Linked DNA regions of Homo sapiens: region 2 is linked to region 1. Evidence: chromatin loops called from intact Hi-C (ENCODE). Cell type or tissue: K562. All regions are shown on one strand. Each heading gives the region's core, and the rest is flanking DNA. Links, peaks and the distances in the headings are about the cores only.

Region 1 (4,388 bases), core at 191-4,190:
AGCAGCTATGCAGGATGCGTCAACCCTGGGCTCTCTCAAAGGCACAGTTCCTTTGTCCCAGGGGCATCTCTTGGGTAGTCACAGGTATTGGCTGCCTTCCTTTAGACCAGAGGACCTGGGCTGCGCAGCAGGAGGGAGTGGCAGATGAGCAAGCATTACCGCCTGAGCTCCGCTTCTTGTCAGATCAGCAGTTGCATTTGATTCTCACAGGAGCTCAAGCCTATTGTAAACTGCACAGGGAGGGATCTAGGTGCATTCTCCTTACAAGAATCTAATGCCTGATGATCTGAGGTGGAACAGTTTCATCCCAAAACCATCCTCCTGCCACCCAGTCCCTGGAAAAATTGTCTTCCATGAAACCAGTCCCTGATGCCAAAAAGATTGGGAACCGCTGCTTTAGAAGGCTGCCTCTCTGCGGTGAGTCCAGAACCCAAACAACATGCTTCAGTGCTTGTAATGTTACATGGAAAGCCCAGAGAATGTTTCAAGATCCCAACTACAGACTTTGGTTTATTTTGGGTTTTGTTTTTTGTTTTATTTTGCTTTGCTTTGTTTCATTTTGTTTTGTTTTTGAGACAGACTCTTACTCTGTCACTTAGGCTGGAGTGCAGTGGTGCGATCTCAGCTCACTGCAGCCTCCGTCTCCCAGGTTCAAGTGATCCTCCCACCTCAGCCTCCCAAGTAGCTGGGACCACAGGCATGCACCACCACCCCTGTCTAATTTTTTTTTTTATTTTTAGTAAAGACGAAGTCTCACTATGTTGCCCAAGTTGGTCTCAAACTCCTGAGCTCAAGGGCTCCTCCTGCTGGGGCCTCCCAAAGTGCTGAGATTACAGGTGTGAGCCACTGTGCCAGACCCCAAATACAGACTATAGAATAAGTTTGGTGTCAATGCCATGATTTAAAGTGAGTATCCTCAGCAGGAACTCAATGGAAGTTGACGTTGACTGAGCCAGTACCATCAGAGATGAAGAATTATGACAGGAGAAAGGTTCCAATTGTTATAACTAGATAAATGAATCACCTAATTTCTCAAGGGTAAATTTTTGGAGAATTGTAGGAAAATGGATCTGGTGACAGTATCTGGTTGCCATATTTTATTTTCACTATTGAACATAAGTTGTCTAGGTACGGTGGCCACATCTGTGATCCCAGCACTTTGGTAGGCTGAGGTGGGTGGATCGCTTGAGCCCAGGAGTTCAAGACCAGGCTAGGCAATATGGAGAAACCCCATTTCTAAAAAAAAAAAAAAAAAAAAAACAAAAAAATTAGCCAGGTGTGGTGTGGTGCACACCTGTATCCCAGCTACCCAGGAGGTGGTGGGAGGATCAATTGAGCCCAGGAGGTCAAGGCTGCAGTGAGCTGTGGTCCAGTCCCTGCACTTCAGCCTGGGAGACAGAGTAAGACCCCGTCTCCAAAAAAAAAAAAAAAGAACTTAACTGAATTCATCTTATTCTCCATTATTTGTTTCCTGTTTCTTTCCCTCTCTGCTAGAATTATTGTGCCAGCGATAACAAGATTGTCATATCTGCTGCTATGCCCCAAGGCCTGGAAGAGTGCCCAGCTCATTGAAGGCACTCAGTCAATAAGTGTCAGTAGGCTAGATGAACAGTTCTTCCATGCCTAGATCTAACCTGACCTTCAAGGCAAGTTTTCCCTAATCCTGAAACTGGACCTTATCTTTTCTGGGCCTTGTTGATGGCACATGTTTTTGTCTAGATTCTGTAGCAGTAGAGCCTGAAGTAGAGATCCTTGAGCAGGGATCTTACAGAAGGAGTGCATGGGGAGACACTGAAGGGCAGTGAGGAAGCGGGGATGGGTGGAGGAAGGAGCCAGACCTCAGCAGAATCAGCCTCATGCTGATCCAGCAGGAGCCACTGATGTCAACCACAGAGGTGGTCCCAACCAGAGGCAAGGCGGCTGGGCGGTTACCCCTACATCCCTCAGTCACTGGCTACCGGCCACCCTGGATGAGAAAGGTGAAGGGGGTAGTCTTACCCCTCAGAAATCTGCCAGCAATTGTCTGCAGAAGAGGGCAGGGTAAGCTCTTAGCAACCCAACCTGCAGCCGCTGGACTGGGGAAGGCGCCTAGTCCTGGCACTAGCAGCTTTGGGGAGGATGCATTTCCCTGTTTGCCTTCTTTTTAGAGTCTTTATTAACATTCTTAAAAATAATAAAGCTTCTTGAGATCAAGATTCTTATCTCTTTAACTTTCATGTCCTCAAAAGCATCGGATGATGGACTTAGTAAATATCTCAATGAAAATCCAAAGATGGATAGATCAGTTATGTTAGTGTTTACAATCTAGTGTGAAAATTCTTAGACACATGTTCACTTTCTAAATGACACCAAAGCCATGCTTCTTATATTTATGTGGTCTCAATAAATAAGTTTTCTGTATGATCAGAAAAAAAAAAGTAAATGTGTGCTTTATCAAAAAAATATAAAGGGTTAAACCACTGCAAAATCCTCTGTAGGACACATTCTTTCTACAGGCAATGTAAGACTAAAGTTTTTCCTCCAAATGTAAATTATAGTAAATATTTTAACTTGTTCTTGCCCTTCATTATCTCACTTATGAGTCATTGTGTGGAAACAAGCCTGGTTGGCAGAAAAATCGGAACTGGAAAGAGCTCCTGCTATTTCCAAAGGGGAGCTCTTGGCTGCTCGTGTTACCAACCAAATGACCAGAAGAGGGCAGTGCACACCCAGACGCTGAATTTTGCCCTAAGAAGCCAAGATGGGGAACTTGTTGAGGGGCAGCTTGGCTGGGGGAGGAGTGGCTCTGAGTTCCAGACATATTCTGTTGTCTGCTGCCTCACCCGCCACTCAGGCTAAGTGACTGTGGTTGGGTCACGGCCCGCTGTAAGTGTTCCTCTGCTTGGGATCTGCCTTTCTGTGCTTCCAGGTTTGCTACTGTAAACCAAAAGGTGCCTGCAACAGGTCTCAATTTAGAAGTTTATTTTGTCAAGGTTAAGGATTCATGCCCGAGAGACAGGTCTGTGCCTTTCTCCAAAGATGATTTTGAGGACTTCAATACTTAGAGGGGAAAGGGTAGCTACTGGGGGAAGAGGAAGACATTTTTAAAAGGTGTGAGTTCATAAGAGGCAAACAGTCGCATTCTTTTGAGTTTGATCAGCTTTTCTCTATGCCAGAAGGGGTAGAGGAACAGTCACTTATGAATTCATCTAGCTCAGTGGATCTGCACTTTTACCTAAGATAAAATAAACATAGGGCAGAGGAAGCAATCAGATATGCATTTGTCTCAGGGGAGCCGAGGGATGGCTTTGAGTCCTGTTCTTTGTCCCGTACCTATGAAGAGAAGCTATCAGTGTACTTTGTCGGGGTGAAATTCAACAGAACTGTTTCAGGGTTGAGACACTGGGTCCCAGAAGGAATTTCCCAGTGGGCAAATTGTGAGCGAGGGAGGGAGGGAGGATTTTTTTTTTTAATCTTTGTAGCTATCTCATTTAGCAATAAAATGAGAGACAGGTTTGCCCCCAGTTCCCAACTTCACTTTTCTCTTTGGCCTACTGATTTGATCCTGAGATTTCTTTTCCTTTCACACTGCCCCATGGGCTGGGCCCAATCTCAGGCCTGGTGTTGCTGAGAAGCTCAGTGCAGCCTGGGTCTCCCATAGGCCACAGGGCAGGCAAACCTCTCCTCAGAGCTGAGTGTGTGGTTCCAATCAGGGATGGGGCTCTAGCCAGTCATTGGGGGGCCAGTCAAAGCTGAAGATGGGGACATTCTGAGGACCAGGGCTGGGTCTGATATTTTGATTGCTTGAGTGGGCGACAGAGAGCAGTGTTTCCTTAAATTTCCCCCCAAAGATATAAATCATGCCCTTCGCAACCTAATCCTTTCCTCTGTATCCCTTTCACTCTGGTGGGAGGACTCCTTTCCAGCAAAATTCTTTCTTGGGAGCAAATAAGGACTGCAAACTGCCAGGTCCCTTTCCCAGGGAGGGGCCTTTCCATTGCCACTACATCATTTCCAGGGCCTAAGTGTGAGGCCTGGAACCTGCCTACTCCTTTCCCAGGAAGTGAGGATGAGGATGAGGATTGGGCTTTCATGGGAGAACTCTCCATGGCTTCTACCAACCCTGGGGCCAGTCCCAGTGGATTCTAGGGGCAACAGAAGACTCCCAACTAAGCTATCCAGCTCTGAGCCAGCTGCCAGCTCTTCCCCACCCAGTCATTTCCGCTGCCTGGTTCTCAGCCAGCTCTGGAGCCATGGGGCAGGCTGGGATGAGGTCTGGGCTTTGGTGAGAGTAGCCCCTTGGTTCCTGAAGGTGTGAAGCCTGCCCCTAACTGCAAAGATAAATGAGGACTGCAAAAGGACCAACCAGCTCCCCGACTCACCACTTCAGATGACTTCTAGGTCTAGAA
Region 2 (4,388 bases), core at 74-4,073, 380 kb after region 1:
CTCTTTGCCTCTGTCTTTGTCTCCGTTTGTCTCTTTGCCTGTCTGTCTCTCTCATTCTGTGTCTGTGTCCCTCTGTGTAAGTCTCTCCCTCCCTGCCTCCAGCAGCCCCTACACTCAAAACACCATGTCGAAGCAGGAACCCGTGAGACCTGGCCCTGGTGATCCTGTTGCGTTCTTATGATTTTGGTAATGTATCAAGCAGATAAACTCCAGCCAGAAAAGCTCACACTGTGTCTCTGGCTTCATCTGTGAGGAATCTGAGCACCTCCCTGAGAGGCAGGCGCTGGTTCCAGGAGGCTGTGAAACTCCTGGTGGGAAAGGCTGGAAGGGCAGGGGTGTACCTACCATGACTGAAGAGTGGGAAGGCACCGAGGGGTCCTCAGCCAGTTGGAGGGCAACCTGTATACAGGAGGAAAAGACTGTGAGAAAGAGCTCCACCCCCGGGACTACTTACTGACCTACTACGCCTTCGACTCAGCACTGTGACCAAAAATGAAATCCTGAAATCTAACCTGGAAACCCTCTTTCAAAGCTTCTCTTCAGGTGAATGGCTGGTCTCCACTTTGGGGGCAGTACAGGGTTACAGCTGACAGCAAGACCTGCAGGTTGGAGGCAAGCGGCCCCATCCTCTGGCCACTGCTCACCAAAGATGCTGCAAAGTCAGCCCAGTCAAGCTCTATGAACCCATGAGGGCCTCTGCCAGGTGGCAGCTCAATGGGGTCTGAGCACGGGCCGTGGAGGCCAAGGAGCTGGGCATGAGTCTCTGCCAGTGGGCCTCAGTTTCTTCACCTATAAAATGGGAGAAGCTTGGGGCTCACAGGCTCATGCTGAGGGAAAATTAGAGAACAGACATAATGAACACACTGCCGGCTGTCTCTCTGTCTCTGCCAGCCTCCCCTGCAGACAGTCCATAAAGCCAGGCTTTGTAGCCTTTCTGGGCTCTTGAATCCCTCTGAAAATCTGATGAAAGTTCTGATACACACACACACACAAACACACACAAATTTTCTACACAAAACTGACAGAGTTCATGGATATCCAAAGGCAAACCACATAGCTTAGTTTACAAATCCCTGCCCTCGGGTATCAGAATGGGGTGAGCCAGTAGAGACTATCACCAAGTCCTTCAGTGCACACAAGGGGAGACTGAGGCTCAGGTAAGAGAGCAGGGAGAGAGGAGGCCAGCCCAGGTAAGGTCAAACAGCCAGTCAGTAGTAATAGCAAGAACTACAGCTCAGATGATTTAGGGCCGCCATGCACAGTTGGGCAGGGTGTGCACTGCAAACTGTAGGAGTTGCCAGAGCGAGGTGGGGCACTGTGGGTGGTGGGATGGTGGGAAAGGGCCTCTCCGAGGAGCACTCCAAGTGGTGTCCCAGCGAAGGAAGGGAGAAAAGGCATAAAGACCCGAGGAAAGGGAGTGTCAGGCAGCATGAGCAGCAAGGGCAAAGGCCCAGTGGTGGCGGGGAGCCGCCCGTGTGTCGAGGACAGTGAAAAGGGTGCTGTGCGAGGGGTGGAGTGAGGAGGAGAGTTAGGTGTCAGGGAGGCGGAGACCACATCCTGTGGGGCCTTGAGGGCCACGGTAAGGAGGGAGGATGGTGCCGTGGATCTCCCAGGCACTGGAGAAGAGAATGGCATGATAGCCTCTACATTTCTTAAAGAACTGTTCATCATGCTAGGCCTTGGGAGGCGAGGGCAGCATTGGGCAGAGCAGCAGCAGGTGCTGGCATCCTCCAGGGAAGAGCCAACAGCAGGAGGCCTGCAGGGGCTGGAGGTGGCTGGAGTTTGGAATCACTCTGCAGGCGGAGCCAACAGGATTTGCTGATGGTTTGGATGTAAGAGAGAGAGAAGAGTCAAGGGCAACTCCAAGGTTTTTGGCCACAGCCACAAGAAGGATGGAGTTGCCAGTATTAGGAGGGAAATGACAAGGAAGGAGCAGGTATGGCAGCAGATGTTGACTTCTCAGCCTGGGCAATGTGTTGGAGTCACCTGCCTGACACTGAAGTGGAGATACCCACGGAGGAGCCCCTGGTTGTGCATGTCTGGGCCTCCCAGAGACTCCAGGGCTGGAGCCTGACCTGGGAGTCATCCGTGGACGGCTGAGGCCATCAAGTGGCTAAGTGTGGATGGGGAGGAGATGCTGTGTTCTAAGGCTAGGGAGTGGAGGAGGGTGTTCAGGGAGACAGAAAAAGGGAGAACCACGAGGGTGAAGTGCCTCAAGAAGCCAAGTAAAGAGTGTGTTTCAAGAAGCAGGGAGTTCCGGCATGGCTGAACCTAAAGATGTTACGCTAAGTGAAATGAACCAAACAGGGAAGGACAAATACTGTAGGCTCCCCATACATGAAACGTCTAGAATAGGCAAATCCAGAAACAGAAAGTAGATTGGAGGTTACCAGGGGCTGCCAGGAGGGAGAATGGGGAATGGGGAGTTACTGTTTAATGAGTACAGGGTTTACATATGGAATGATGCAAAAATGTTGGAAAGACAGTTGGTGACGGGCGCACAACTGTGTGAGCGCAATTAATGTCACGGAACCATACACTTTGATCAAAATGGCCAATTTTGTAATATAGTTTACTACTTAATGAAATTAATAATGTAATATACCAAAAACTATTCAATTGTTTAAAAGAAAGAGGCGCAGGAGGAGGGGAAGGGGAGTTATCGAATCCACTGTCACCTACAGCTGTGTAGACGTGAGCAAGTCTATGCCTCAGTTTCTTCATCTGTATAATGAGGAAAATAATAATCTCGCTCAAAGAGTTGCTGAACAGGATAAGTCACAGGCTTTGCCCAGAGGGTGGTGGTGAGGGCTGAGGGGCTGCTATCACAATCATTATGTCATCTCTGTGACCCTCCTCCATAGAAGCAGGTGGCATGAGAAGGAGAACCAGCTTTGCTGGACAGTCACGTGGTTGCTGAAGTGCGATATGACCAAGCTGCATCCACTGGGGTCAATCCAGGTGTCCCCTGAAGAGTGCCTGTCCTGATGTGGACATGTACTGGGCAGCCCTGCAGAGGCTGGCCAGCCTGCTGAAAGCAGATGGGAACCTGGTCACCATGGCTGCCCTGCACTCCCACTATATGGTAGGCTCCAAGAAGTTCTTTGGGCTCCACCCAGAGAAGGAGACGGTGGAGAAGGCCATGCAGGAGGCTGGCTGCCAGGTGCAGAGGTGTGCCCCATCAGCTGCTCTGAGACATGCTCCATCAACGACGGCATCTGCTTTGTGGCTGCCTGCAAGGGCCCCAGTGTCTGAGGCCAGCCTGGCAGAAGAGGGCCTGACCGAGAGGGGAAGTCATGACCAGAGCATCTACAGTCTTGCCCCACAGCTCCCCCTAAAAGCAGGTCAGGTCTCAGCCCTACCTCTTCATTCCTGTTACCTGGTCCCAAGGTCACAAGTGAAAAGCAAGGGTTCCCCCAGCACCCCGCCTAGGGGTCTGTCCCTTACACTACCCCATACCAAAGATCATGAACAAAAAGTGACTTAGCTGGATACTATCTTTGTTTGGATTCCCATAGAAGCAGACTCTAAGACAAGGATTTCAGTGCTGATAGTTGATTTGGAGGGAGATCCCAGGAAACATCAATTAGGACGTGGGAAGGAAAGCAGAGCAGGCAGCCAAACAGGGTGTCATCAAACCCTTACCGCTGTGGGCAATTGGAACGCCGTTGTGCTGGGGGCTCTGGGGCCAGCGTAGAGCACATGGCTCGGAGTTATCCCACCCCGGGAGCTGCAACACTTGCCCACCGACTCCTGTCATCATGACAGAGGGCTGCTCCTGAGGGGCGTTAATTCCCCAGCATGTCCAACTCACCTGTATTTGGACAGTGCAGCCCAAGAGAGAAGCCTCGAGTGAAGACTCACAGGTGCTGGCTGTGGGAAGTTCAGCCAGCATGCTGAGGGAATGGGAAGAGGCAGCAAGAGCATCTGCAACAGACATGAAATGTCCTGTTGGCTGGGGTGTGGGACAGGTCCTGGGGAGGCTGGTTTTTCCACCAGAGGAACAGGATCTCAGGTTCTTAAAGTGGAAAGGCACCTGTGAGAGCTAGAAGACCTCTAGGCCAAGCTCCTGTTCCTGCAGGTGGGGAAGCCGAGGTCTGGGAGGGGAGGGGACTGGCCCCACCCAGAGTGCTAAGTGGTCAGTGGCAGGGGCAGCATTGGAGCCTGGGCTCTGTCCAGGTTACGACGGATCTGGTGGTGATGGAGCCTCAGGAAATGGTCGGCTGAGGCTGACCAGCAGGGCAGAGCCGGGACTCAGGCTGTCCATCCATATGGTCGAGAACCTGGGGCCTCTGACCTCTGGGAAGGCCTGGGGCCACGTCCCTAGAAGGACCTTCACAAGGTCGTACATCTCTTCTTACTCAAACAGCCAGCTCAGTTCCAGCCAG

The links. A loop is a pair of places that touch in the nucleus more often than their neighbours do. Peaks named below come from ENCODE experiments on the same cell type or tissue, not always from the same donor. Only the 100,000 strongest peaks of a DNase experiment are listed, where the experiment ranks them.
Region 2: a loop joins it to region 1, with 14 times the contacts of the local background. A loop is called at or near these places in 14 of 110 quality-filtered maps.

The regions. Positions count from the first base shown.
Region 1 is chr7:31,121,092-31,125,479 of GRCh38, reverse strand. No RefSeq gene overlaps it. Among named protein-coding and RNA genes, the nearest start is that of ADCYAP1R1, 71 kb to the right of the region's middle. In K562, for the core only: CTCF peaks have their summits at 809 (motif pointing left) and 2,689 (motif pointing right); a DNase peak (open chromatin) is centred at 2,679; H3K27me3 peaks cover 178 bases.
Region 2 is chr7:30,741,294-30,745,681 of GRCh38, reverse strand. It overlaps LOC105375220 (a long non-coding RNA gene), which reads right to left. Exons shown (of 3, transcript XR_001745154.2): 2 at 3,815-3,927; 3 at 1-399. Among named protein-coding and RNA genes, the nearest start is that of INMT, 8.6 kb to the left of the region's middle. In K562, for the core only: CTCF peaks have their summits at 302 and 2,109; a DNase peak (open chromatin) is centred at 2,111.